2 separate regions of the Homo sapiens genome follow, and region 1 is linked to region 2. Evidence: chromatin loops called from intact Hi-C (ENCODE). Cell type or tissue: sigmoid colon. All regions are shown on one strand. Each heading gives the region's core, and the rest is flanking DNA. Links, peaks and the distances in the headings are about the cores only.

Region 1 (15,764 bases), core at 2,998-10,997, 310 kb before region 2:
TTTATTAGGCATTTGCTAGGCACTTGGCACATTCTAACTTCGGTTATATGGATAATCTCGATTCTCACAACTCCTTTAGGTTGGTATCAGAATCCCCATTTTATGAAAAGGAAAACTGAGGTACAGGGCGGTAAACAAAACTTCCTAAGAGAATAATAGAGCTGGTAAGGAGTGCAGCTGAGATGCAATACAGGCAGACTCTAGAATGTGCACCCTTAACCACATCCTTACCGGTGCTGGCAAATTGAATCAGAATATTTAACAATAGTAAATACTGTTATTTACCAGCAGATTACTTCTTAAGAATGTGTTTTTTAGAAAACCAAATACCACATGTTCTCACTTATAAGTGGGAGCTAAGCATTGAGCACATATGGACCCAAGTATGGGGACAATAGACACTGGACTATTGGAGGGAGGACAGAGGAGGGAGGATGGGGTGGCTTAAAAAACTACCTATCGGGTACTATGCTTACTAGCAAGGTGACAGGATCCACACTCCAAACCTTAGCATCACATAACATTCCCATGTAACAAATCTGCACACGTACCCCACTGGTCTAAAATAGAAGTTGAAATTTTTTAAAAAAATGGTTTAAGAAAACCTGGAAAAAAAAAAAGAATGTGTTTTCAAGTTGATCCAAGTCAAATAGCTTTATTTTAATGGATACAGATTCCAAAACAAACAGAATTAAACCTCATACAGTTGAAAGGGCACTGTAATATGAGTTAGGAGCCTGGGGTTCTCTAGAGTCCATTTTTCAAGTAGCTATATAATCCTAGGTGAATCACTTCACGTCTCTGGGGCTCAGTTTCTTCACTAGTTAAAAAAGAGGTGGAGTAATGCATACAAACTCCTAAAATCCTCTGATAGTGCCTATTGCATTATCTCAAAGCAATTAACAGGTACACTAAGTGGGAGAAATCACCTATGCCAAATATTGAATTTGAGGATGTAACTTAAACTCCAGTGTTTGTTCTACAAAATTCAAATAATGTTTGGCAAGGTAAAGGGCTCTTGATCCTCCATCTGAAAACACAGGATTGCAAATTTCAGCCATCACCTTGTTCTCCTTTCCTTCTATTGACAGTGTTTGCTTTAGTGGCAGAAGGAAGCCCAGACTTGTGTTGACAGAGTTTGACTGTTGGGGAAAAGTACATACCTGAAAGTACATACCTGGAGGGAGAACAGTGTTGAACAAGAAACAAGGCATCAGTCTTGGCCTGACTCATTCCAAGCTGGGCTTCCCTTCGCCATTGCTTTGTTCCAACACTAGATCAGAGGCTCGTGTAGAGACTTGCTGAAGTCGAACACTATCAAAAAACTCCAGCCCAGCCATGCTGAGGAGAAAAAATTCTCGCCAGATGAGTGTTGGAGCCAAGGCTACTGGGAAGAGCTGGAGATCACACCAGGGCTCCAGAGAGCGCAACCGGCCCCCAGCCCTGGCCCTCAAATTGTTCCTCATTCTTCAGGGTCACAGGCTGCTGAAACTTTTCTTATTTATCCAAACCTTTTGGGAATTGCCTTTCCAATAGGCAGTGGTACACATTTTCTTTTCTTGGCTTGGTAGGAAGTGAAAGGTTATAAGTTATTCCCAAACTGTGCCTCCAAGGCTATATTCACATTTCATTTTTTCAGATATTTTTAAGTTTCGTGATTGCATTTAGAGCTAGATAAATTTGAGTAAATTGCTCAACCTCTTAAAGGTTAAGTTCACTCACCTGTAAAATGAAAATAACGCCCACACTTGAGGATTAAATGAGACATCACGTACACCTGACAGATACCATGTGCTTAATAAAAGGGAGCTCAGCTGGGTGCGATGGCGCAGGCCTGTAATCCCAGCACTTTGGGAGGCCGAGGTGGGAGGACTGCTTGAGCACAGGAGTTTGAGACCAACCTGAGCAACATAGTGAGACTCCGTCTCTACAAAAAAGTTAAAAATTAGCCAGATATGGTGGCGTGTGCCTGTAGTCCTGGTTACTCAAGAGACTGAGGTGGGAGGATCACTTGATCCCAGGAGGTCAAGGTTGCAGCATAAGCTGTGATTGCGCTGTTGCACTGCAGCCTGGGCAACAGAGTGAGACCCTGCCTTAAAAATAAACAAATAGGGAACTCTTCTATCATTCCTTTCACGAAGGTCATCCAAGCACAATCATTCTTAGACCCACTTAAACCAACCAAATTTTGGGAGGAAGTTCTCCTACTAAAAGATTTTCTTAAAGATTGTTTTTCTGTGGCTTAGACAATTTCTTCACACAATTGGGACCTTAAAAATTATCAATATATAGAGAGAGAATGCATTCCCAATTAAGTATGCATGCATTCAGCAAAAATTTTAAAGTACCAGGCTTTGAACAGGGTAATAATTGCTTCTTTTTTTTAATTTTATCATTATTATACTTTAAGTTTTAGGGTACATGTGCACAATGTGCAGGTTTGTTACATATGTATACATGTGCCATGTTGGTGTGCTGCACCCATTAACTCGTCATTTAGCATTAGGTATATCTCCTAATGTTATCCCTCCCCCCTCCCCCTTCCCCCCACCCCACAACAGGCCCCAGTGTGTGATGTTCCCCTTCCTGTGTCCATGTGTTCTCATTGTTCAATTCCCACCTATGAGTGAGAACATGCAGTGTTTGGTTTTTTGTCCTTGCGATAGTTTGCTGAGAATGATGGTTTCCAGTTTCATCCATGTCCCTACAAAGGACATGAACTCATCGTTTTTTATGGCTGCATAGTATTCCATGGTGTATATGTACCACATTTTCTTAATCCAGTCTATCATTGTTGGACATTTGGCTTGCTTCCAAGTCTTTCCTATTGTGAATAGTGCCGCAATAAACATACGTGTGAATGTGTCTTTATAGCAGCATGATTTATAGTCCTTTGGGTATATACCCAGTAATGGGATGGCTGGGTCAAATGGTATTTCTAGTTCTAGATCCCTGAGGAATCACCACACTGACTTCCACAATGGTTGAACTAGTTTACAGTCCCACCAACAGTGTAAAAGTGTTCCTATTTCTCCACATCCTCTCCAGTACCTGTCGTTTCCTGACTTTTTAATGATTGCCATTCTAACTGGTGTGAGATGATATCTCATTGTGGTTTTGATTTGCATTTCTCTGATGGCCAGTGATGATGAGCACTTTTTCATGTGTTTTTTGGCTGCATAAATGTCTTCTTTTGAGAAGTGTCTGTTCATATCCTTCGCCCACTTTTCGATGGGGTTGTTTGTTTATTTCTTGTAAGTTTGTTTGAGTTCGTTGTAGATTCTGGATATTAGCCCTTTGTCAGATGAGTAGGTTGCAAAAATTTTCTCCCATTCTGTAGGTTGCCTGTTCACTCTGATGGTAGTTTCTTTTGCTGTGCAGAAGCTCTTTAGTTTAATTAGATCCCATTTGTCAATTTTGGCTTTTGTTGCCATTGCTTTTGGTGTTTTAGACATGAAGTCCTTGCCCATGCCTATGTCCTAAATGGTAATGCCTAGGTTTTCTTCTAGGGTTTTTATGGTTTAGGTCTAACGTTGAAGTCTTTAATCCATCTTGAATTAATTTTTGTATAAGGTGTAAGGAAGGGATCCAGTTTCAGCTTTCTACATATGGCTTGCCAGTTTTCCCAGCACCATTTATTAAATAGAGAATCCTTTCTCCATTGCTTGTTTTTGTCAGGTTTGTCTTTTTTAAAGCACTTTTAGCTTATAATTTTGTTTTCACAAACATTCATTCATTTGATCCCCGACCATACTCTGTGAGGAAAATAGGAATCAATCCTTATTCATCTCTTATAGGTGGGAGTGACAGTCATAATAAGCAATAGAATTAGTACAATAAAAGCATAGTCCTGATGTTAGACAGACCTGGGTTTGAGGACTGGGTCTAATATCAGCTGTATCTCCTTGAGCAAGTTACTTTTTGCATCTCATTTGTGAAATGGGAATAATATGCCTATCTCGCAGAGTTATTATGAGTATTAAATTAAGTAGTACATATAAGGTACTTATTACATATACAATCTCACACTCAGTTTAACATATAATATCAATTAGTGACCATCAGGATCATTACAGTTTTTAATTAGTGTTCAAGGTCATGTGGCTGAAATAGCAGAATCGGCACTAAAACTCCTGTTTGCTGACTTCCAATACAATCTTTTCTGCCATACTAAAAGTTTTCAAACATTTCAAAGGATCAAAATCCCTCTTTCAGGAAAGAATATATTTACATGGCACATCAAGGCGTAACAGTAGAACTGCCCTTGTTACAGTTGGTGGAGGGGACCTAAAATGCCTGCTGCCTACCCTACTTCCCACTGCCACAGATAAATGTCTCCCCACACGCCCCCACCCCCCACTCCATTGTTACCAAGGCAGCTGCTGGTGGTCAGCATTGCCTGACATTCACCAGGGACTTGACCTCAACAAGAGGAACACTGGACAATACTTCCATTTGCCTTGTTAGTACCATGTGTTCCTTCTCGTTTGTCTTGCCTTGCTTCTTATTTCCTGTCAATCTCCCCGTCCTTTGACCAGCCACCTTTTTGTGGCTAGGGGACTCCATCAGCTTTATCAGCTCCTAACTGCCTTCTAGGATCTGAGCCCACCCCTGTCCCCCATTGTTTTCTGCCAACCAGAACCTGTGTCTTTCTGGTTCATAGAGGTTCCCCCAACTTTTCAGCCACTGCTGCCTGTCATCACAGGAATGCTCCCACCTTCTCCCTACGTCATGCAGACCTCTGCCACCCCTTCCTAGCTCCCACCCTGACCTCTCAAGAGAGGGAAAGTGACTGATGTGATTGATCAAAATTCTAGAACATTTTTCATGTCACATTTTCTTTGGGGGTAAGATCGCTATGTGTTAAAGGCACAAAGCTATCTGTCCCATTATCTTCATATGGCTGGGAGTATACATCCAAGTAGGCCAAATGTATTACATCTCCATATGCTTGTCTGAGCATGCTGCTGTTTGCCACTATATAGAATTGAGCTGGTTAGAAGGATTCAGATTCAAGTCTTTTGTGAGATTTAAAGCCCAACTTAGTCTTCAAGCTTAAGACAGCACTTTCCCCAGCATTCTGCACTGAGGGCTATTGGGTACATGTGGGACTAATTACATCTCCATTTAGGTTCTATTCCTTGACTCCATTTTCATCAAGAAATCAACTGGGAAAAGAACTGACTGGTGGAGTAGATCTAAGCCTTCCCAGGTCTCTGGGCATAAATGCATTAAAACCTCATCTCAAGTCCTAACACCTCTCTGAACTTCCTCCTTGATGCCTGGTCCCCTTTCCTCTGTTCCCAGCCATTCACAGGTTCCTCACCCTACGGACATCCCCTGGTGTGACAGAACACAGAAGACAGGCTTCTGCTCCTTTGGGCCATGACCTCAGCATGCTTTTCTCCTGCTTTCTTCTATCTAAATCCTACTGTCCCTCAAGGCCCACCCCAAATCCCTCCTCTACCTGAAGTCTTCCATTTTCTCTGTCGTGATCCTCTGGTTCACATAGCACTTAATTTTTCATTCAGTTATGGCATTTATTTCATTCTGCCTCATGTTCCAAAAAGTTGTTTACAACAGGTCAGTCTTTTCCACAAGACTGGAAGCAATTCAAAAGCAGGAAGCCTGCTTTAATCATTTCTGATACCCCCACCTCTACCATGGTGCTTTGCAAACCACAGATACACAATCCTGTATGTATATGGGTCAAGTTGAATTGTTCAAAGAACCCAGTATTAGAAATTCCTGGAGGGCTAGACATCGTGTGGGCCTTCTGAAGCACAAATGGAAAACACTTTGCCCACAGTAGGAAGGAATTCATCAGGAATTCATCTTGGGCCTGCCTGTGAGTCCACTTGTTTTCCTCATTTTTAATTACAAACAAGCTGCCTCATGTGTTTTCTTTTTCTGCTACCAGAACGTACTGTCAATGAGCTTTGTTTTGGTCCAAATATTGATGCAGCAAGTGTTCGTCAGCAAGTCTGAGCCCTGGTTCCAGCAGCGTGTTGAGGGATTCCAACACTTTGGGCCAATAGTCAGACTTCGTTATGACTTCCTGCTCCTCTCCAAAGGCCTGGTGGGGCACGTAGGATGTAGTGGAAAGAACACAGAGTGCAGAGACTGAAGATCCAAGTTGCAGACCTCCCACTTGCTTTTTATTTGACCTCATGCAAGTTCCTTGAGGTCTCTGAACCTTGCTTTCTTCATCCATAGGTGAGTTCATATGAAAAAGCAAGTATGGAAATATTTTCTAGACCCTAGGTCTCTGGAAAGTTAAGGTGCTATCTTGTATATCAAACAACTTGGTCTGCTAAAGGAATAAATGTGTCCCTCCCAGGCAGAAAACTGCTGTGGCCCACTTTTGGGTGAAAGTTAAGTAACCACTGCTAAAAGGCAGCTATGAAGAAAAGGTCAGCTATTGTCTCTTCTGGGAACTCATCAAAAACATAATTGCTCAATGACTGGAAAATATGCCCATTTGTAAATGGGTGGCTGCTGTCTTCCCACTCTTTGCCAAGACTCTCTCATCATCAGCTTGACTGTAAGGAGAGAAACTCCGAGCAAAAATGAGTCCTGCCTCAGGGTACCTCTGGAGAGACTTCCACATTGCTGTTGGCTCCTCTGCCAAAGATATTCTGTCAAGTTCAGTTAAGGAGCCCCAGACAGTATGGCTGTGTTACCACACAAGATTTCTGCGCTTGCCATATGCACGCAGGTCTGCAGAGCCAGCAGCCAGCAGCTGTGTTTACAATTTCCCATCACCCTTGTTAATTAATGAATTCATTTTGGGCCTATTACTTACCCTGAGTAGGCTTCTGCAGCATGGGGTGGCTGCGGGTCATCCCTGCAGGAGAGCCATATGACAACTGGGCACTGTTTATTGTTGTTGTTGTTGTTGTTTTTGAGACAGAGTCTTGCTCTGTCACCCAAGCTGGAGGGCAGTGGTGCATCTCGGCTCACTGCAACCTCCACCTCCCGGGTTCAAGCGATTATCCTGCCTCAGCCTCCCGAATAGCTGGCATTACAGGCGTGCACCACCAGACCCGGCTAATTTTTGTACTTTTAGTAGAGACAGGGTTTCACCATGTTGGCCAGGCTGGTCTCAAATTCCTGACCTCAGGTGATCCCTATGCCTCAGCCTCCCAAAGTGCTGGGATTATAGATGTGAGCCACCATGCCCAGCTTAGGCACTGTTCTTGATTGGAGGCAGTGCAGGGTATGTCCCGGGGATGGGTGAAAAGGTGGTTAAGAGAACATAAAGCAATTTTTATGCACCAGGGCTAAGCATTGCCTTCCTCCATTACTAAGACCCAGTCAGCTTTAAAGAGGCTCTCAGCTTTTGTTTCCATGATTTTGAAGATAATGGTTTCCAAATTGCCAATGTGCAGCACATTTCAGATAAAATCCCAAACAAAATGTCTGTGAAGATATGAACTAAAATCATAACCACTTCCATTGAAATATTACTTATCCCCTGCATTGTAAAATTTTCCCATAAACCTGATCCCAAGGGCATAAAGAAGTGACTACCAGATCCCATGGCAATTCCAAGGGAGAAGAGAATCCTGTCTTATTTTCTAATAAGTCCTGCTTTGTAGTAGACTTTATTTTTGGAAGGCTCTAAAATGGGAAGCAGGGGAATAGGGAACTAGGAAATGAATTCAGTCTTTTACAGTTTTACTCTCTGGAAACAAAAGTGTCTACTTGTGTGGTTGTGATGGCAAATGAGTGGTATCCTCAAACCCCACTGCTCTGTGGGACCAGAATCAAACAAAAAGAACAGAAAAGGATTACTATCAAAATATTCATGAGGTTATATAAAAAAAAAAGTACCATGATTAGACAGTCTTTGTTTTTCATAAGAGACTATTCCTGTCTTTTAAAACAAAGATCTAACAAAGTCTTTGTGATTATCTAATAGAAAAAAATTTTTTGCAATACCAGAGGCTTAGTGAGCAGAATTGAACCCAAAGTTTTGCATTCTAATTCTGGCTCTATCACCAACCATCTGTGTAACCTTTGACTACTCCTCTCCCCTTTGGTTTTTACATTTCTCATCTGCACAATAACACTAAAAATAATTGGGCTCCTTCCCTTTTCAGGACTCTTGATTTCAAACAGAGGATGGAGGGGAAACTGATTTATAAACATAAAGGATGGCTATGATAATGAAGATTATATTCTAGGGCAGAATTTTAAACATTCTGTTTGTTGTTTTCCTTCTTAGAAAGATTTCTATAAAGCTATTTGTTTCAAAACTTAAAAAAAAAAGAATGTTAAATTTTATCCCATTGTATAATGTCTGGTGGATTGGGGTATGTATGTATTTAAGTTTTCCATCCAAAACATGATTTACAAAGACAGGTAAGGAATACATCCTTTAAAAATTTTATGTATTTTATTTTATTTTTTCTATTCTATTCTATTCTATTCTATTCTATTCTATATTTTATTTTATATTTTATTTTGATGGAATCTTGCTCTGTCTCCCAGGCTGAAGTGCAGAGGCTCAGTCTCTGCTTACTGCAACCTCCGCCTCCTGGGTTCAAGCAATTATCCTGCCTCAGCTTTCTGAGTAGCTGGGATTACAGGTGCCTGCCACTATGCCCAGCTAATTTTTGTATTTTTAGTAGAGACGGGGTTTTGCCATGTTGGCCAGACTGGTATCAAACTCCTGACCTCAGGTGATCCCCCCGCCTTGACCTCTCAAAGTGCTGGGATTACAGGCGTGAGCCACCGGGCTCAGACTAAAAATGTCATTTTAAAAAAGAGAAATAAAACAAATGTTAGCCTAATAAGAAGAATATGAATGAGCATTTTATGAAGTACAGCAAATACCAAGTGACAACAGATTGAGTGTGCCTAGGAAGTAAACTCCATATACACTGTCACCCCTAAATGAGCATAGATACCCTGGAGGGAATATATTGATATATTCCTAGGATCATCTAGACTCAACATTTATGTCAGTGAAATCAGCATTTTTGGATGGAGTCACATAATTTACTCTACAGTATTATCTTTATAGCTGGGAAAGAAAGAAAGAAAAGAGAAAGAGAGAGAAAGAAGGAAAGAAAAAGAAAGAAATAGAGAGAAAAAGAAAGAAAGAGAGAGAGAAAGAAAGAAAGAAAGAAAGAAAGAAAGAAAGAAAGAAAGAAAAAAGAAAAAGAAAGAAATTAAAACCTAGTTATGAAAGTTATTATGCTGAATGAAAAAAGCCAGTCTCAAAAGGTTGCACAGTGTATGGTTCCATTTATAATGACATTGTAAAAAAGACAAAATTACAATAGCAGAGAATGATCAGTGGTCAGCAGTGATTAAGGGTGGAAGCAGGTGTGCCTACTGAGGAATAGCACAAGAGAGTTTGGGGGCTTACTGAACTGTAGTGCATCCTAATTGTGATGGTGGTCACACAAATCCACACATGTCTTAAAATTCATAGAACTGTACAGCAAAAAAGTCCATTTCACTATACGATAATTTAAAAATAAAATTAACAAAAGTGATAAAATGCAAAAATAATCACATTGTTCAATTACATGCAGCAGAAGTCCAGCCTTGACCTCTGATATGTCACTAGATTTATTAAAAAAAAAAAAAAAAGTTTTACAGTGGCTCTTTTCTAACTTTAATAAGCACATAAAATCCTTGGGGCTTTGGTTAGGATGAAGATTCTCATTCAGTGGATCTGAGATGGGACCTGAGTATAATAACTAGGTGATGCCCTTCTGTGTCTGTAGACAACACTGAGAGATGTGTAGGCTTTGTATTATTTAATTCATTTAAAGCAATTATGGCAAGTATGTGTTGTTTAGAGCAATTATGGCAAATATGTGTCATATGCCAATCACCCCCATTCCTCACCCATAGCAGAGATCACTCATTGTTCAAACATAAGTTCCTCCTGAGCCTAAATATGCCCATTAGATAGAGCACTGTAGAGGGCAGGCGCTGCTTATAAGAGTGGTCATGTGAGATGGAACGTGGAGGACTGATGTTAGTCCCATCCAGCGGCATTACAGAGAAATCCACCAAGAAAACTCACATCCTTTCTGGGGTCTTACTGTCCTATCTCCAAAACTCTGTGTGTTCTAGACAAACTAGCCACAGTCAATAACAGATATATCTTTCCTTCCAGCTAAGATAAGCAAGCTTGTCTTTCTGACCAGTCTGTCAGAAGCCTAATTGAAAAATAAAATTAACAAATGTGGTAAAACGCAAAAATAGCCTAAATGACTTGAGGGCAGGGACGTATCATCCACTTCTTTTGGTAATTCCCTTCTTACTACTTTGAGCCTCAGTTTCTGCATTTATAAAATAAGAATCATAATCTTATCTCGTAGACTTGTTGTGAGGACTAATAAGATAATCAACACGGAGCTCTTAGAATAGTACCCAGCGCAGAGTAAGACTCAGTATTTGGCTACCGTTATCGTTATTCCCCCAGCAATGGCCAACATGGTGCCATGCTCATGTTCAAAAACAGGCTGGGCATGGTGGCTCACGCCTGTAATCCCAGCACTTTGGGAGGCCGAAGTGGGTGGATCACTTGACGTCAGGAGTTCAACACCAGCCTGGCCAACATGGTGAAACCCCGTCTCTACTTTAAAAATACAAAAAACTAGCAGGCCATGGTGGCACCCTCCTGTAGTCCCAGCTACTTGGGAGGCTGAGGTGGGAGAATTACTTGAACCTGGGAGGTGGAGGTTGCAATGAGTCAAGATCATGCCATTGCACTCCAGCCTGGGCGACAGAGTGAGACTTTATCTAAAAAAAATAAAAAATAAAAAAAAATAAAAAAAAACACTGCTATAGAGAAGCCAAGAGAATGAAGCAAACACTGAATTTGAGCCAAAGGACAGAGGTCATAGTATCAGCCTTCTCCCTATACCTCTCTGAACTTTCGTTTCTTCTTAGGTATAATAAAAATTGGATAGTTTTTTTTATTAATTTCAGCTCTGACATTTTGTGAATTGATAAAATTCTATAACACTCCTGTGAAGCGTCCAAGCTGTTTTCGAAATCCTGAATATCCAGTTGAGAGCAAAAGAAAAAAATTATAATACTTCCAAAAATTAGTTGAGGCAAAAATTGAGTTAATTACCACTTGACTTATTGGTTTTCTGCCACTGGAGGGCGTGCAGTACTTGTTTGTAAAATGGCCTTCTAGGTTTTAGCTCTCTTGCACACAACTTCAATTTCAGTCCATTGAATTGGAATCAAAGAATCAAAGAAACCACCTCCTTCCTTTGACAGAGTTAATAGGTAAGGAGGTACAGCCTGCAGAGACGATGTGAGTTAGAAAACTCAACAGAGAGAAGTGTGCTTAATCTTTCTGATGCCAATTCTACTACCTTTATTTCTCCATAATATTATCCCTAAACAGCCCTTCATGCCACATCCTCTCTTAACTTTTTTAAAGAGGAACTCTTAGGAGATTGTGAGCCCATCTCTTCTCCTCACTCCTGCACATGGCTTCTCCAAGTTCTCTTTTCTTTTTCGCAAACCTCCAGCAGAAAGCAGGGCCTGGGCCTCTTTAATACGGCCCTGGCATACTGAATGGGGTTAGTACATAAACAGCAAGGATCCATTTAATGGGCTCTGGCAGATTCGCTTCATTCTTGATCTGGGATGTGAATGGTGCAAAAGGTAGAAGAGAAGGTGCTTTCCAGACAGCCATTTTTTACTGAAACTTATTGTCCATTAGCCTTGAGAAATGGAAATGGGTGGTACAATGGAAGTGAGACATAGTTCCTTCATTTAAAGAACTCCCAAAATAATTAGGGTGACTAAATATAAAATTGAGGGGTGAGAAGGGAAAATTCTTGAAGGGCCTTCAGAGATCAAGTTTTAGGAACACAGACTTACTCTCTTTTGCTACATGTGACTACCTGAAGTTCTATGTTGAAATCAATTGGGATGCCTCTTCCCAATTAAGAAAGAATGTGTGTTGCAATGAATCATTCATGTCTGCCAGGAGCATACGATGCAGTAGGATATGCATGCATTTACTAACCCTGACCTCTAATCCAGGACCCACTATTTTTCTCTTTTTTTCAGATTGGGAAACTAAGGCCCAGAGAAGAAAAAGGAAGTGGTCAAGGTCATTCAGCTAAAGGACAAGAGGTGAATTTTCAAAGCATTGTAACCCTGAGGCTGCTCGGTTCAGGGTACAGGGTCAACAGACAAGGAACACTCCTGTGTTTCTGTTCTCAAAGCCACGGGTGATTCTCTCACCTCAGCTAAGTAGTCCTGACACATTTTGGACCAATTTGTTTCTCTTTCTACAAATATTTTGTAATTCCTTCTCCCTTTTTAACTTTTTTCTAATAAAATTGTTGTTATGTATAAAAGAATGTGTGTAGCACACAAAGAAATAAAGTGTAAAAATAAAATAAACACAAATGATCCACCCCTTAATTTAAAAAAATAGGAACTACACATGTGTGCTTCCTTGACCCCACTCCCTACCTCCCTGCCAGGAGGTATCCACTCTCTTAAATTTTGCTTTCTTCATTCCCTTAGTTTCTCTTTCAAGCTTTAATACATGCATACATATCTTTAGACATTGCATTTTTTTGTTTCACTCATTTTTAGATGTTATACAAATGCAATCATGAAGCTTGCATTCTTTTGTAGTTTCATTTTTCACTTAAAATTATATTTCAAAGATTTCCAAAGTTGTAGCTCATTCATCTATAATAGTATTTCATTGTGTAAATATTCCATAATTTATGTATCCATTCTACTGTTGATCAATATGTGAATGGTTTCCAGGGTTTTTTAATTGTTAAGAATTTTGCTATGTTTTTTTTAATATTTCCTGGCACCCATGTGCAACAGTTTCTCTAGAGCAGTGGTTCTTCATCAGAGCAATTTTCCCTCTTCAGGGACATTTGACAATACCCAGACACATTTTTGATCATCACAACCAGAGGGACCCCTGGAGAGAAATGGGGACAAAGGGCTTCCTCTGGCTAGAAGCTAGCGGCCAAGGATGCCGTTAACCAGCCAAGAACAGCCCTGCACAACAAAGAATGATCTGGATCAAAATGTCAGCAGTGCGGAGTCTGAGAAACCCAGCTCTGGAGGATACACATGGGTTGAAATTTCTGAGTTATAAGTGTGCCAACTTCAAATTTACAAGATAGTATCACATTGCTTGCCAAAATGTACCAATTTCTACACCAACAAGGAGTATGTAAATCTCATCGCTCCATATTTTATCCAACACTTGGTACTGTTAGCTTTTAAAAATATATATATTGGCCAATCTAGTTGGAATAAAATGGGTGGAATATAGTATCTACTACTAATGAGATGAGCATCTTTTATATGACTGTTGGCTATTTATGTTTCCTCTTCTGTGATTTGCCTGTTCATGTAATTTTCCCATTTCTCTTTTAACTATGTTTGTTTGCATTGTTTGTATAGATTTCTGGATTTTTAAAAATATTTTGTATATTAATCACAATTAATTAATTATATCACAAATATCTTCTCCCAATTTGAGGAATTTGAGGTTCATCTTTTTTTAATTGTGCCTTTTGAGAACAGAAATTAATTCTAATTTTGATGTGGTTGAATTTATCTATTTTACATCAAGTACTTTATGAGTCTCATTTAATAAATCATTTCCTACCTCTGGGTCATATGGTTATTCTTCTATATTTTCTTCTAAAATGTTTAAGGTTTTGCCTTTCACATTAATGCCATCTGGAATTGATTTGGGCTATGATGTAAGTAAGGTAGAATAGAATCTTTCAGAACTGTCCTGCACCTCCCTTTGTCTAAGTCAATTTTCTAGGCTCATTCACTAGGACAAAGTCTTTTAACCACAGGCTTTACCCAAGGACTTCAGGGGAAGAAGAATCTAATTGGCCTCCTCCCCTATTCTTTTGGAGGCCTCACTAAATGAGCAGATTGTGAGGAATGAGCACACTGACCCCAGACTATCTGAGTTCCTTAGCTCCTACCTATGCCTGTTCAGCTTAAGATCTCTCTCCAGTGTGCCAAACAGGCTCACATCAAAATGCTGGGAACTTACTGCACCCAACCCATGAGCTCTCAATTTCTTAAAGAACTTCAGAAAGAAAAGGAAAGAAGTATTTACTAATGGTAGAACTGCAGGCACAAATAGAGGCAGTGGGGGCTGATTTAAAAAGGTCCCACCCACACTCACTCCAGAAAGAATAGGAGGTAGCTGCCTACTTGTAAGGAGAAAGGCCCACCTCTCCACATGTCCTGTGACTGTAGAGGAGAGTGTTACAACTGAGTCTGGTTCCACTCTACTCCCTGCTATGGCTTCAGCAGCCCAGTTCTCAAAGTTTAGTGCAGTAGCCAGAGCCAGCAATCGATGTGAGGAAGGTGCTCAGTGGTGGGCTGGGGTCAGTAGCACAGGTTCTAAGGAGTCAATTTTATGTACCCCCTCCCCACTTCGCATCACCTTGGCAGCTTGAAATCAACAACTGTGGGATCATTTGCAGTGTTTAATTGGCAAACACCACAAATCCAGCCTTCTCCCTCCTCCTAGTGCCTGCTGTTAAACATTTACCAGCACACCACTGAAAGCACTGCAATCCCACTCACTTGAAGCCCCCAGTTAGCAGATCCCCTGTGATTAGCTCTGACCCTGAGGCAACCCTAAGTGCAAGTCGGTGGCTCCACCTATTCAGTTATCTGCTGCCTTGGCCAGTCCTGATGCACTTCCTCCAAAACCTAGGGCTTCATGCAACCTATGTTGAAAACTCTTAGTTTTCCCCCAGCTCAGATACTAAATTGCAACGCCTTTAGCCTGTGCCCCTGTCATTTTGTCCTTGCCTGGACCACTATTGTAATAGATTCCTAACCAATCCCCATATCCACTCTTTGTGTCCTTCAATCTATTCTCCTCATTCTCTTCAGTGTGTTCTTTTACCCTGCACCGCAACACTCTTTTACTCAAACCCTCCAAGGGCTTTCTATTTGACTTAGAACAAAATTCAAACCTTGATCATTGGCCCTCAAGTCCCTAATCTGTCTATTCCCTGAATATTTCTCCAAACATGTTGTCTACTCTTCTCCTTCGCACTAAGCTCCAGCCACATGGACTCTTTTCATTTCTCAAACTCAACAGTCTTTGCAGTTGCAGCTTTGTAAGCCTGATAGCTTCCCTCTCCAGATCTGTATATGGCTGGCTCCTTCTTATCTCAGTACAAAGGTTATCTTCTCAGAAAAGCCTTTCTTGATCACCAGTAAAACTCTACCAATTCCCAACCCCACCCCAAGGCATTCTCTATCCGGCACTCTTTGTGCTTGTGTTTGTTTTCTTCCCATTCCTTATTACTATCTGAAATTACATTATTAATTGCTTTTTTGTTTACCCGTTTATTGTCTGTGTTTACCTCTAGGATCTAAGTACCAGGAGGTCAAGGACTCTGTCTGCTTTGTTTCAATCTGTGCCTCCAGCATTCAGCACAATGCCTAGCACATGATAGATACTCAGTAAATATTGTTGAACTAATGAATGAACTTAATGTTGTTATCTTGGCATTAATGGCAGCACTAGAGCCCAACCAGACCTAGCAGGGACGTTCACAAAGGCTGCATTTTCTTAATGTTTTTATCCTTCAGTGAGAGTGTTCTCCTTGGTACTTATACTGCTATCCCCTAAAAGAGACATTAACTTCACCCTGGACTGACTTGAGGAATTCAAAGAAACTCAAATGCCCCTACACTGCAAATAAAACCATCCATGTCCTTAACTCTTTTCTTTTCCAAGT
Region 2 (15,211 bases), core at 7,098-15,097:
TCTTTTCCTGATCTTTCCCTTTCAATTCTAACACAAGAGGAAAATGAGACTCAAGGGAGCAACTTCTGAATTACAGAACCACATGTGGGTTCGTTCCAAAGTCTGAGTGCATAAACTACTGGTGAGAAATAGAAGTAGGCAAAAATTAAATGATTCTTAAAGAAACTAGATGTTATAAGAAAAGAGATAGAAAAGTAAAGGTAGAAAAATCAGAATAGAAAAGCAGGAAGATTACCACCTGGTCAAGCTGATAATTTGTTAAGACCAAAATACCAACACGAAGTTCAGCCATGGAATTGGGTAGTTTTCACTTCCTCAGAATCCCAAATAAAAGTGAACATTTTAGAAAGATCTTAGCATGACACAATTATTTCAAGAAACTACATGCAAAATCTGCGCATGCCCTGATGATGTGTAATCAGAAAACCAGCACTTAGGGTGGAGTAGGGGGCTGTGGTGGTGGTGGTGGTGCTGAAATGTTCTGAAAAGCTCTTCTTTGTCTACATCAAATATTTTGAAAGAAATCTGAAATGGAAAGAGGAAATTAAATGTAGACCCAAGGAGAAATATTGGGTAGGATGTGGAGGGAAGACTCCATATTCTGTAAATTGTCTTTTTCCTAACTAGACACCAAATACTGTCTCAAAAAAAAAAAAAAAAAAAAAAAAAAGACACTCTTAAATACCTGTTTGCTAATTCCCAAGCTGTTAAGTTATTTTTGTCTAGTGACAGCTACCATGGCTATCTTCAAATAAGAAAAGCGGCAGCCAGAATGAAAAGGTTAACAATCCAAAAGTTTTTGAAAATGTCTTTTAATTTTCAAAATAAAACACCCTGAAGCAGTGCTTTTAAAAACACAGGCAAACTGCCAGTCATTTGTAATTTCCAAGATTACTTTGGAAAGGGGCAAAGCAAAGAAAGCTTCAAGGCTGGGTTAGTGGTGCTGGGTGTCAGGATGATGCTGAAGATGGTATTTTCTAGGACTGGTTGGCAAAATCTGGTAATATCTGCTAATACCTCTCTCTCTCTCTCTCTCTCTCTCTCGTTCTCCCTCTGCCTCAGGCTAATGTTAAAACATACTTCGTGATCTGTAGAACGTAAGAGAAAATTTAGAAAATGTTTGATATGAAAGAGAAAATGAAGGATGTTGCGATAATAGGGAAAAACTTTATAGTAATTCTACCAATTTGCCCCTTTTATTCTAAAATAACACAAACTTGTCAAGCTTTTCAACATTTTTTGAATTTTTTTTTTTTTTTTTTGAGATGGAGTTTCACTCTGTTGCCCAGGCTGGAGTGCAGTGACATGATCTTGGCTCACTGCAACCTCCACCTCCTGGGTTCAAGCAATTCTCCTGTCTCAGCCTCCCAAGTAGCTGGGATTACAGGCCTGCACTACCATGCCTGGCTAATTTTGTATTTTTGGTAGAGACGGGGTTTCACCATGTTGGCCAGACTGGTCTCGAACTCCTGACCTCAGGTGATCCACCCCGCCTCGGCCTCCCAAAGTGCTGGAATTACAGGCATGAGCCACTGCACCCAGCTGGATTTTGTTTTTCAAGGACTATTTACCACATACCTACTTTTCAAAATGTACTCCGCTAGGTACTGAAGAGTTTTGACTGATGCAGGGCTGTCTGCATGTAAATCACCCTGGGAAGGTTTGTAATACAGAAGTTCCAAGATTCCATCTCCATTGATTCTATTATAGAAGGTCTCTGTGGGTCCCTGAATTCCCAGTGTTTAAAAAGTTCCTGATTCTGATGTAGGCCTCCACCACTAACCAAGACGTATGACTTTTTGCTACAAGATAAGGCAAGTGTGGGTCCTCTGAGAAGCAGACATCAATATGGGATTACTCATGCAAGAGATTTGTTAGGGGAAGTGATTGTGAAGGGAAAATGGGGAGGGAGCTAAGGGCGTCTGAGAAACCATCAGATTGAGATGTGGGTCTGGCCCCAGGTGAGGAGGTGAAGGAAGGAAAAGAGTCTTAGATTTCAGTGCAGTTCTATAAAATTTCAGCAAAGCCACAAAAATTATCTGCCAGAGTCTCACGTCTCCCAGGAACAGGACTGCCTTAGTATCTCAGCCATGCTCAGTCATGGGCTGGGACCAGCCCATAGGAAGTGTGGCCTTGGCACAAACAGGGTGAAGGATTTTACCTTAGGACTGTTAGTCAATTAGTGTCCCCACAGTGAGAGGTCTGACAGGTGCCTTTCACTGCAGCCCCAGGATATAAGGTACGACATGGAGCTCTCCTACAAGCAGTTTACAATTCAACTTTCAGAATGTAGAAACACAGGGTTAGAAAAGACATTAACGCTAGTTTAATTACCTTCCTAAGGCTTAAGAAGGCTGAACAGCATCCCTGCTATTCTTGGATACCTTAGAGTTGGCATATTCATACCTCCATGGGGAGTAGTCCATCTTTGGGCACTTCTGGCTGTTAGAAAGTTGTATTACGTTGTGACAAACTGTTTCTTCTTGATGCTTTAAAAATTAGAAATAAGGCTGGGTGTGGTGGCTTACGCCTGTAATCCCAGCACTTTGAGAAGCTGAGGCGGGAGGATTGCTTGAGCTCAGGAGTTCAAGACCAGCTTGGGCAACAGCGAGACCTCATCTCTACTTAAAAAAACAAACAAACAAACAAACAAACAAACAAAAAAACACATAGCTCTCTGGGCTTAGACTTAGTTTGCGGTGACATGGCCAAATGCACCAAGAAAGTCAGAATCATCAGTAAATATGGGACCCGCTATGGGGCCTCCCTCCGGAAAATGGTGAAGAAGAATTGAAATCACCCAGCACACCAAGTACATTTGCTCTTTCTGTGGCAAAACCAAGATGAAGAGATGAGCTACGGGGATCTGGCACTGTGGTTTCTGCATGAAGACAGTGGCTGGCAGTGCCTGGACCTACAATACCACTTCTGCTGTCACGGTAAAGTCGCCATCAGAAGACTGAAGGAATTCAAAGACCGGTAGACGCTCTTCTACTCTTTGAGACATCATTGGCCTATAATAAATGGGTTAATGTATGTAACAAAATTGCCTTGGCTTGTTAACTTTATTGGACATTCTGATGTTTGCATTGTGTTAATACTATCGTTTTGGAGAAGCATGCTGTGATGGATTATTTTAATTCAGTTTCTTTTTTTAGTAGTCAAATGATAAAATATGGCATAAGGATACAAGTCTTCCAAGTTAGATATATCTATTAGCTTTTTATAAGTCTGTTCCTACCAGTTTGATTTTGAGATACACTGGAGCAAACTGCAAACTTTAGTGTTTGTTAGTTTGTTTTTTGAGACGGAGTCTTGCTCTGTTGCCCAGTCTAGAGTGCAGTGGGGCGATCTCTGTTCACCACAACCTCCACCTCCTGGGTTCAGGCAATTCTCTGCCTCAGCCTCCCGAGTAGCTGGGATTACAGGTGCCCGCCACCATGCCCGGCTAATTTTTGTATTTTTAGTAGCGACAGGGTTTCACCATGTTGGCCAGGCTGCTCTTGAACTCCTGACCTCGTGATCTACCTGCCTCGGCCTCCCAAAGTGCAGGGATTACAGGTGTGAGCCACTGCACCTGGCAGTTTAGTTTTAAAATTACAGTTAATATTTAAAAAAAATGTTTTTAGGCTGGGCATGGTGACTCAGGCCTGTAATCCCAGCACTTTGGGCAGCCGAGGCAGGTGGATTACTTGAGGCCAGGAGTTTGAGACCAGCCTGGCCAACACAGCGAAACCCTGTCACTACTAAAAATACAAAAAATAGCTGGGTATGGTGGTGCATGCCTGTAATCTCAGCTATTTGGGAAGCTCAGGCACCAGAATCACTTGAACCCAGGAGGCAGAGGTTACAGTGAGCTGAGATCATGCCACTGCACTCCAGCCTGGGTGACGGAGACTCTTGTCTCCAAAAAAGTTTCTAAAGGTTTAGGATATACTAAATAATATACGTATACTGCCTCTTCTATTATACTTTTGGTGTTTTCTTTGACCTACACTGTATCAGCATTTTCAGGAAACAATATGAAACAATTATAATTTCCCATTAAATGTCTCTCTATATATGTATACATATGCATATATATATATAAAATGATAATTAGCAGGGTGTGGTGGCCTGCACCTATAGTCCCAGCTACTCAGGAGGCTGAGGTGGGAGGTCACGTGAGCCCGGGAGGTTGAGGTTACAGTGAGCCATGATGACACCATTGCACTCCAGCCTGGACGACAAAAAAAGACACTGTTTCCAAAAAAAAAAAAAAAATCCTCAGAAATAGAAGAAACTTTGGGGATATGTGCTAAATCCTCTCATTTAATAGTGTGAAATCAGACCCACAGAGGATAACCAAATTACCCAAGGCCACAACATACCTAGTTATAGACAGAACTGGAGCTAATATCTAGGTCAACTGCTCTTTCTACTCTGTACTCGGTTTAATTTTTATTTTAAATTTTCACGGAAAAGAACATTTTTGACAAGTTTATTGTCACACACAACAAGTTAATCGCAATGATTCCGATGGTCTCCAGTTTATTTAAAAGAAGCTGCCACATCCCCTATGAAATTACTTTTCTCAAACATCCTGTGAGGGGTGAAGACACGTAAGAGAAGCAAAGCCAAAGATAATTTCCAGTCATCTAAAGTTGTTTATATTTAGTAGAAGGACCGAAAAAGCAGTATTAAATACACCACCCCACCACCTTCCCAAACCTTTATACTAAGTGGTAGATGACTATTCATGTAGTTTGGTATTTTACATGTTTGTTTTATTTAGGGTTTATTTGGGAGGAGTTGTTTCTCCACATTTACAAAGCTTTGAATTTTATAAAATACATTTCAATTTAAATTTTGAATTAAAAAGAAAAGATGGAGTACATTTTAAATCTTTGGTCTGAGCTTCAGTTAGCAAGAACTGCTAGAAAATTCTAAAATAGAAACAATAGCACTTTGGCGTCACCTTGTGGTCAAATGTGAAAAGGTAGGAGAAAAGGATTATGCATATAGCATAATAAATTTGTGAGGAGTTATTTGTATTTACAGAAGGCAATGGGGGGAAAAGTGTGTGTGTGTGTGTATGTGTGTGTGTCTGTGTGATTAAGTCCTTCCCTCCTTAGCTTTAAAAGAAAAATATCATATTATAAATTCCAATACTGCCAATATTTGCAACAAAGGTTTAATTTTGTTTGCAGCCATTCTATTTTATAATTATGGATAGGTTCATGTGTTTGCCTGGATGCAGGGATACCATCCTTTCTAGCTTTTATCATGTGAGTGATCACTCCTACCCGCTTCCACCCTTGGTAAAATTGACTCCATGGGAGTGGAGTGGCATCTGACTGGTAATCTGAGAGGCAACAGGCCCTTATCCTAGCCACTCCTAGAGAGGGGGCAACCTCTGCCCCTGCGGGATGGGCACCATCAGAGTTCAGTCCCGACCATGCCCATTCCATGCCTGAAAATTGGCCAGACTGAGCCCCCCAGCCACAGGCTTCTCTGAGAAGTTTTCTCTGGCCAGTTTTCAGAATGCCCATTTTCTTCTCAGGCCTCAGGTACATGCCCCTGCCCAGCCTTGAGCAGAGTGTCAGCTCTGTGAGAGCAAGAGCTTTGTTTTGTTCTCCACAGAATTCCCAGCCCCTAACTGTGGCTGGCAAATAGTGGACATCCGACAAACATTTGTGGTCAGTATAAATTAATAAATAATAAAGCTCATATTCTGGCCCTCATCTGCCACTCATTTATTTCCTACTGTACCTAGAACCCAAGTGGGGAAGGGAGATACTCTTTATTGGTCCCTGTCAAAAACCCCGATTTCCCAGATAGTCCGAGAGTGGCTTCTTCAGTTCACGCCATTCAGGTCTCTTTAAATGTCATCTCAGATGTCCTTTCCTGTCCTATCAAAAATAACACCACAGTCTTCTTTCAAATTGTTTCTTCTGTGAACAAATATTGTTTACTATGTGGTAGGTGCTGTTCTCCGCTCTAAATACACAACAGAAAACTAAACAGGGGCCTGCCTGCCCTCAACAAGTTTATAATCTTGAGGAGGGAGTAGCCAAAATTGACAAATATATAGCAATAGAGGGCAAAGGAGGTTCCAGGTAGAGAGAACCGCAAGTGTGAAGGCCTGTCCTGTTGGAGACACTTGGAGACAGAGAGGGAAAAAGTGTATGAGTGAAGGCTGGGGAGGGAAGCAGAAGCTGGATTATGCAGGGCTTGGTGGGTCATAGAGAGGGGCTTGGGTTTCTATTCTAACTGGGCTGGGCAGCCAATGGATGTGTTAAGGATAACTGGTGGAAAGGGCTCACCAGCACACAGCAGGTGCTTTCAAGATAATGAGTGCTGGTTAGGTGCAGTGGCTCATGCCTGTAATCCCAGCACTTTGGGAGGCCAAGGCAGGCGGATCACCTGAGGTCAGGAGTTCAAGTCTAGCCTGGCCAACATGGCGAAACCCTGTGTCTACTAAAAATACAAAAATTAGTCAGGCATGGTGGTGCCTGTAATCCCAACTACTTGGGAGGCTGAGGGAGGGAGAATCACTTGAACCTGGGAGGCGGAGGTTGCACTGAGCTGAGATTGCGCCATTGCACCCCAGCCTGGGCGACAGAGGTCCAGAAATATGAGCTCAAAACTCTGTTTCAAAAAAAAAAAAAAAAAGGTAATGTGAGTGCTTAGTGATGACAAGCATAATGGGAAGTGCAGTTGGTGCTGTATGGAGGTTTTGACAAAAGCCACAATAAGCTGCTTAGACATGTTGAGCCCATGTCCCTGAGTCCACTCCAGACATACCCCAGTGTGAGAAGGGACTGTGGGATTTAGCTGGCACCTTGACAAGTGATTGAATTTCCGTGAGTCTAATTTTTTTTATTGCTCTCTAGCGCTCGTAGCCTGCTGGACTTTATAATACTTGTCACTACCTAAAATTACGTTATTTGTTCTCTTGTTCTTCTGCTTCTCCCACTAGAATATGTGTTCCTTATCAGGATTTTATCTTGTAGACTGCTATATCTTAACTACACTGTCCAGTACATAATAGATGCTCAATAAATACTGTTGAGTGAATGAATAAATGAATTAATTTTATGGTATGTACCCAGTAAAACAAGACTCAAAATCATGCTCATTTTATTGAAATGTATAAAACCATAGCTGATCACTTTCTTCTTCCAATTTTTCCCATTGTCATTTCTTCAGTTAGTTCCTTCCACCATCATTAACAGTTAATAGAATGCTATTTCATTATTTTTTAATGAAAAATTTATGTAGAAATGGGGTCTATGTTGCCCGGGCTGGTCTCCAAATCCTGGCCTCAAGCAATCCTCCCACCTCGGCCTCTGAAACTGTTGGGATTACAGGCGTGAGCCACTACACCCAACCTATTTTTTTTAAATTTTTTTTCCCCCTATGGAAATAATTCACTTAAATTGCTGCCATTTTCCGTAGAATTCATCTCTTAAAAATTTTTAATTGCTACAACATACGTATCATTTATAATTTTGTGATACAAAGTAACAATAGGTAGAAAATAATAGGTGGTATTTTCAATGTGCTAATGCTATTTAATGAAATAATACCTATATACTGGGGAAGAGATGCCAACTTAAAAATATCCAATTGAATATTGACATAATATACGAGTTAGATTCATACTCTGCTTTTTTTGTTGTTGTTCTTACAGGGCTCTAGATTAAAAAAAAAAAACCACAACAAATCCAACAAGAAACCTAAAAAAATAAAATAAAATGAATGAGAGAGAAAATCTTGCTAAAAGTGCAGTGTGGTATTGGGGGAAAATTATGGGTTTTGAAAATAAACTTGGGATTAGAATCTGGTCCATGAGTCAGTGTAAGTGTGTAATTATGAATAAACTATTTGGTGTTCCTGATTCTGTGAAACAGAATAACACCCATCTTATTGGGGGGTTATAAGGATTAGATGCAGTGCTTAGTAGATGCTTTATGAAAGGCAGCCATGCATGATTATCAATATTTCTGATATTTTAGAAAATACCCCCTTTGTGCATAAACTAGCTTATATGTCATTACATGATACAAAATAGTTCACATCAAACCAATTGCGTGTTAATGTTATTGCACTTTTAGAACAGGAATGGACTTTAAACTGGTCCCTGACCTTTTTGGCACCAGGGAATGGTTTTGTGGAAGATAATATTTTCCACCGGGGTTGCGGGGGAAGGCTGTGGTTCACAGGGAGATAGGGATGGTTTCAGGATGAAACTGTTCCACCTCAGATCATCAGGCATTAGATTCTCACAACAAGTGGGCAACCTAGGTCCCTTGCATACATGCGCAGTTCACAAGAAGGTTCACGCTCCTGTGAGAATCTAACGCCATCATTGCTGATCTGACAGGAGGCGGAGCTCAGGCGATAATGCTTGCTCTCCCGACACTCACCTCCTGGTGTGCAGCCTGCTTCCTAACAGATTTACCAGATCCTAGCAGATCTGCGGCATGGAGCTGGGGACCCCAGCTCTAGGACAAAGGTTTTCAAACTGTGCTCAGAGGAACTCCTGTCTGCAGCATGGGAAGGGGGGTTGAAGGGGACAGCCTTCTTGAACCAGCGTAGTTCTATATATTAGGCTTTGGCTGAAGAGAGGACTTTTCTAAGGAATAAAGAAATGAAACCAGATTGGAAACTACCAACCTCCCTTATTATACAATCAAGAAAATGAAGACTTAAGGATCATATGTTAATGGCATAATTGGAATGTAAGTCCAGTGTTTCTTCCACTACACTATGTCATTGCTGTTATTTTTTGAGACAGGGTCTCATTCTGTCACCCAGGATGGAGGGCAGTAGCACGATCAGGGCTCACTGCAGCCTCGAACTCCCAGGCTCAACTGATTCTCTGCCTCAGCCTCTCCAGTAGCTGGGACTACAGGTGTGCACCACCATGCCTGGCTAACTTTTGTATTTTTTGTAGAGACAGGGTTTCACCATGTTGCCCAGGCTGGTCCTCAACTTCTGGGCTCAAACGGTCTGCCTGCCTTGGCCTCTCAAAGTAGTGGGATTACAGGTGTGAGCCACTGTGTCCAGCCTTGTTATTTTTTATTTAAAATTACACAATAGACATTTTAAAAATTAGGTCTTGGTTAGCAGTACACAATTTTTCATTTAATTTTGGTTGTGGCAATACCCAAAGAAAATCTTTGTTCTATTTTTAAAAATTAGGTGTTACTGTACAAATTTTATCTACTATTAACATTAGTTGGAACAGTTTTACATAAAAGATGAAAGTAACCTTCATTGTTGTCCTCCACAAATGGTACTTGGCATGTTAATGGAGCAAGGTAATAAAAGATTGACAAGGGTATTGTCCCTATAGTATTTTGATCCTTTCTAGGACATCTAACATCAAGATCAGTTGATAAATACTGTGTCTACCTGATACACACATCATTGTGTTTATACAGTGCCAATATAAGTTATTGATCTACCTGTGGAATTATGGAAAGCCAGTCAATTCAACAAGGTATAACAAGACATCATACCGTTTTAGGCACTGTGTTAAGTAATGGGGGTACAGTCGTGTCCTTCTTGCTGTCATGCAACTTAAATTTTAATGGAAAAGACACAAGCATGTTAATATAAACAAGGTGTTGGTTGGGCACGGTGGCTGATGCCTGTAATCTCAGCACTTTGGCAGGCCGAGGTGGGTGGATCACCTGAGGTCAGGAGTTCGAGACCAGCCTGTCCAACATTGTGAAACCCCATCTCTACTAAAAATACAAAATTAGCTGGGCATCGTGGCATGTCTGTAATCTCAGCTACTTGAGAGGCTGAGGCAGGAAAATCTCTTGAACCCGGGAGGCGGAGGTTGCAGTGAGCTGGGATCATGCCATTGCACTCCAGCCTGGGAAACGAGCGAAACTGTCTCTCAAAAAAACAAAAACACCCCAAAAAACAAAAACGACAAGGTGTTGCCATGTTAAAGGATGAGGAATCAGCCTTTAGATGGTGAACTTAACAGGCAACGCAACTTTGGCTGACACCTGAATGAGGGGCAGCCAGTTAGTGGAAGAACCAGAGGGAAGCCTTCCAGCAAGGGAATAGGCTGTGGAGCAGAACAAGTAGGGCAGTGGACTGAGATGAGGCCTGAGAGGAAGTAGGGCAGGGATTATGCAGAACCTTTGAGGTCATGGCAAGGTATTTGGATTTTATCCTAAGTACAATGCAGAGTTTTAAAAAGGGAGCAACACAATTGGTTCTGGCTTAATTAATGCTTGGTACCAGGCCCATGGATCATAAGGAACCTGTACAAACCTTTACAGGCTGAATGTCCCATGTCAAAGACAAATCCTCATCTCACCCAGCTGGAGCAAGGACTGCTGCATAAACTACTCTCAGTGCTGAAGGAGACAATGCCCTGACGATACCAACTCCTGACGAGTCCTGGAGTTAAGACGCATCCATGCAGTAACTGACAACCTAAAGTGAAGAAACGGCTAGGTGCTTAGGTGCTCATGAGTCCAGGGGGCCAACGTGGAGGCACAAGCTCAGTTACACAGCTGCACAGGTATCCAAGGAAGCATTTCAACCACAGAAAGCAAAGAAACCAGCATTCTCCTCATCCCCAAGGGCCAGGAATCTCATCCTTTCTTAGCCAAAGCCACTTCTACTGGAATGTTTTTATCACACACTGGAGAACCCACATTTAATTTTGCTTCTGTACCCAGTTTTGGTAGTGATGCCGCTGAAAGGTGGATTCTCTCACATATTAATTTTCTAGGGCTGGCATAACAAAGTACCACAAACTGGGTGGCTTAAGTGAAAGTTAATTGTTTCACAGTTCTGGAGGCTGTTAAGTCCAAGATCAAAGTGTCAGGAGACTTGGTTCCTTCTAAGTGTGAGGGAGAATTTGGTCTATGCCTTTCTTCTTGCTTCTGGTAGTTTGTTGGTAATCTTCAATATTTCTTGATTTGTAGAAGCATCACCCCAATCTTTGCCTTCATCTACCCATGGTGTTCTCCCTGGGTGTGCGTCTGTGTTCAAATCTCTCCCAACTTTTCAAAAAATATGGACACTAGCCATACTGAATTAGGGCCCACCCTAATGACCTCATTTTAATTGGATTACCTCTGTAAAGATCTTATCTCCAAATGAGGTCACATTCTGAGGTACTGGGGGTTAGGACTCCAACCTATCTTAGGGGAACACAGTTCAACCCATAACACTGTAAAACACAAAGGTTAGATATCATTTAAAGTCTGGGCTCAAAATTATGTCATTTAAGAGATACCAGTAATAACTTCCTACTTCATGGTTTTATTGCATTTCTTTGCCAAATAAAAAACAAACACAAAATTAGTTTTGGGTTTTTAATACCCTCTGATGAAATGAATTACTTTCAGTAACTGCCATATACAGGAAACTTACCTGCTGCAGGGGCTAAAATTTCTATCCCTATTGGTTAGAATGAGAAATCATCCACACTTTCTTACCTAGAGACAAACTTTAAAAACACCAAATCTTTTTTTTTTTTTTTTTTTTTGAGATGGGGGTCTCACTCTGTTGCACAGGCTGGAGTGTAGTGATGCTATCTCGGTTCAGTGCAATCTCTGCCTCCGGGGCTCAAGCAATTCTCATGAAAGCCTCAGCTTCCCCAGTAGCTAGGACTACAGGGACGTGCCACCACACCCAGCTAATTTTTGTACTTTTATTTATTGACTGATTGATTGAGACAAGAGTCTCATTCTGTCACCTAGGCTGGAGTGCAGTGGTGAAATCTTAGCTCACTGCAACCTCTGGCTCCTGGGTTCAAGCAATTCTCCTGCCTCAGCCTCCCAAGTAGCTGGGATTACAGGAACATGCCACCATGCACCGCTAATTTTTGTATTTTTAGTAGAGATGAGGTTTCGCCATGTTGGCCAGGCTGGTCTTGAACTCCTGCCCTCAAGCGATCCACCCTCCTCGGCCTCCCAAAGTGCTGGGATTTATAGGTGTGCGCCACTATGCTGGGCCTCAATTTTTGTATTTTTAGTAGAGACGGGGTTTTGCCATGTTGCCCAGGCTGGTCTCAAACTCCTGGGCTCAAGCGATCCACCTGCCTCGGCCTCCCAGAGTGCTGGGATTACAGGCCTCCCAGAGTGCTGGGATTACAGGTGTGAGCCACTGCACCTGGCCCCAAAACACCAAATCTTGATGTTTGGTGATTTTAAATATACATACTGTGGTGTCCAAATAGACCCTGTCTCAAAAAAAAAAAAAAAGATTTGGTGTTTTTAAAGTTGTCTCTAGGTAAGAAAGTGTGGATGATTTCTCATTCTAACCAATAGGTATTGTTCATGAGAATTAGGAGAGGCCTTACATATACCTTGTTAAAATGAAGTATTTGTCCCTTTAAAATTTAAAATTCAAAAAATAAAATTGACAAATGGGTTCTGTATGAATTTACCTTTTGCCCTGTATATAAAGTAAATCTTCAAGATTCCATCAGGGAGATTATCTGCCACTAATAAGTAAACGTACAAAATATGGGTCAGCAATTCATTATAGTAAAATCAGAATAATCAAAATAGTGAATATAACAAAACCCGAATAGAAAAATTTAGTGAATGGATACTCTGGTCTACTAAAGTTTTGAAAAAAACTGAGTCCTAACACTAAATGCTTTTTGTTGTTCCTCGGCTGTGTGGCACATTTCCACACTTTTTTAAAGTTAATGGTGGTGATGCCTTGGACTGTCTAACACCTAGTCCAGTAGTCTCCTGTCTCTATGCCTAGGTCATCACCTTAAAGGTTAATTTAACAAATCCTTACTTGGACTTATTTTCCAATGATTTTCATTAGAATATGGCTTCAATCCTCAAAGCTCCAATTTAAAAATTCCGAGTTTCTTTGATCAAAATATAAATTTGATAATTTCTTATGAATCTTATTCTTCTAAAGTTTTTAAGCATAAAGGTTGTTTTCTAAATACCAAAAATAAAAACTTGCTAATTTTAATTTTTTGACCAGAATTATTTCCTTTAGCTCATAAGGTTCTGAAGCTATTTTACATGAACAAAAGCAAACACAAACAGTATTTACTATGCCAGGCACCTTTTTAAGGGCCTTACAGAAAATGGCATGACACTTACAGGCATTCTTATTAACAAATGACAGGTGAGGGAACTAAGGCACAAAGAAATCAAGCAACCTGTCTAAGGTGACACACGGTAATGGTGGAACTGGGATTGAAACCAGAGTTGTTTGGCTTCAGAATCTGTGCTCTCAATCACGTCATACTGCCGCTCTTGAAATAACACAAGAAAATGTTTTCTTTAAATTTTATGAAAGACAAAGCAAAATATAGAAATTCAAAGTTTCATTTCAGCAGCCACCAGGAATTATGTTTTTTTATACATACCTTTCATAAACGTTATCTATTGTGTAGTTATATCAACTTTTTTCAAATCCAAAGAACGAGGACATAACTCATACAAATTTATTTTAAATAAGCCTTAAAATCAGAATTAAATTGATAAATGAAGTAATCTATTGAAAAATGTTATTTTACATCCATTCTGGGTATTACCACAAATTTTAAAAGTAGAAGCATAGCATTTGCCAGTTATTTTAAAAAACCGAGTCAATACAAATTAGTCTCAAAGTTCTTGAAAATTAATAAGTGATTTTTCTCACTACTTAACCATACCTGGAATAACCTTTGAAGAAACACTACTAGCAAACTTTAGACAACAATTATAAAACCAGATTGTTGGCAGAGGACACAACAAAATGTAAGTTAGAAAATTCATAAACATACATTTATTCAGGAAATACAATTACTAGAATCCTTGATATTTCAATGATCATTCCACATTATAAAATATTCACAAACATGTAGTTTTTTAAGTCTACACCAGGTCATGCTGACATTCTTTTTGGATAAGCCATAACCATTTCTTCTATTAAATGCTATAATATCCATTTTAATTGTAAACAAAGTACTTGAGCCAGACTACTTAAGTACTTGAGCAAAATAACTTAAAAAAATCTTAAGAGGAGGAGGACAATGATATTTTTTAAAAACATATTTGAGGCTGGGCATGGTGGCTCACGCCAGTAATTCCAGCACTTTGGGAGGCCGAGGCGGGCGAATCACGAGGTCAGGAGATCGAGATCATCCTGGCTAACACGGTGAAACCCCGTCTCTACTAAAAATACAAAAAAATTAGCCGGGAGAGGTGGCACACGCCTGTAGTCCTAGCTACTCGGGAGGCTGAGGCAGGAGAATTGCTTGAACTGCCTTGAGGTGGCGGAGGCTGAAGTGAGCCGAGATCACACCACTGCACGCCAGCCTGGGCAACAGAGCAAGACTCTGTCTCAAAAAAAAACAAAAACAAAAAACAAAAAAAAAATTTGAATCGTCAAATCCTAAAGAACTAGGCTGCTATTATCTAGTATTATACTAACAAATGAAGTGCCCACATTAAGACAGTACATAATTATTAACGACAATATTTCTCATCTGCAATTTTTAAACATGCTTTCTCAAATAACAAACACGTATTTTTGTAAGTTTTAAAGGCAAAGGGGGCAGAATGATGACAGACATAAAAAGCTCACATTTAAATTACTGGTAGATTTTATTAAAAAAAAGAAAAAAGAAAAAAAAAGATAAGACTGTAATTACTTCCCAAATAAGGAATGCCAAGTACCTTTTATTCCTAAAAGAAATTACTTGGCCAGGTGCAGTGGCTCACGCCTATAATCCTAATGCTTTGGGAGGCTGAGGTGGAAGCCAAGGAGTTTCAGGCTGCAGTGAGCTATGATCACACCACTGTGTTCCAGCCTGGGAGACAAAGCAAGATCCTGTCTCTTTTAAAACAAAAAACAAACAAACCAAAAAAAAAACAAAAAAAAAACCTAAGAAATGTAATTAATCATTAAGTAGCTGCAAATTGAACTGTTCTATTTTGATACTTCCTAAGAGTGTCCAGTGTAATCAGATCATTTTATAATGGGTTATTGACCCTAGGTGTCCTTTAGAACCACCTGGAAAGCTTTACAAAAAAAAAAAAAAGGGTGATTTTGATTTAGTTGTTATGGAATAGGACCCAGGTATCAATTTTTTAAAGCTCTGCCAGGCTAATATGTAGCTAAGATTGAGAATCACTAAGTCAACACATTTTGATATATCAAGAAAATAAATGGAAATGGGGGTGATAATTTATATTTGTAATTTACAAATCAAACATCTATCATACAC

Evidence for each region. Peaks named below come from ENCODE experiments on the same cell type or tissue, not always from the same donor. Only the 100,000 strongest peaks of a DNase experiment are listed, where the experiment ranks them.
Region 1: it touches region 2 in a loop (7-fold over the local background); 103 of 110 quality-filtered maps call a loop at or near these places.

What each region holds. Positions count from the first base shown.
Region 1 is chr11:27,172,997-27,188,760 of GRCh38, forward strand. All of the region lies in intron 2 of BBOX1-AS1 (BBOX1 antisense RNA 1), which reads right to left. Among named protein-coding and RNA genes, the nearest start is that of BBOX1-AS1, 38 kb to the right of the region's middle. In sigmoid colon, for the core only: no CTCF peak of the experiment used is centred there; no DNase peak of the experiment used is centred there.
Region 2 is chr11:27,481,146-27,496,356 of GRCh38, forward strand. It overlaps LIN7C (lin-7 cell polarity scaffold C), which reads right to left. Exons shown (of 5, transcript NM_018362.4): 5 at 13,273-15,211. It overlaps LGR4-AS1 (LGR4 antisense RNA 1), which reads left to right. Exons shown (of 4, transcript NR_131170.1): 4 at 1,063-1,288. It also overlaps the pseudogene RPL37AP7. Among named protein-coding and RNA genes, the nearest start is that of LGR4, 16 kb to the left of the region's middle. In sigmoid colon, for the core only: no CTCF peak of the experiment used is centred there; no DNase peak of the experiment used is centred there.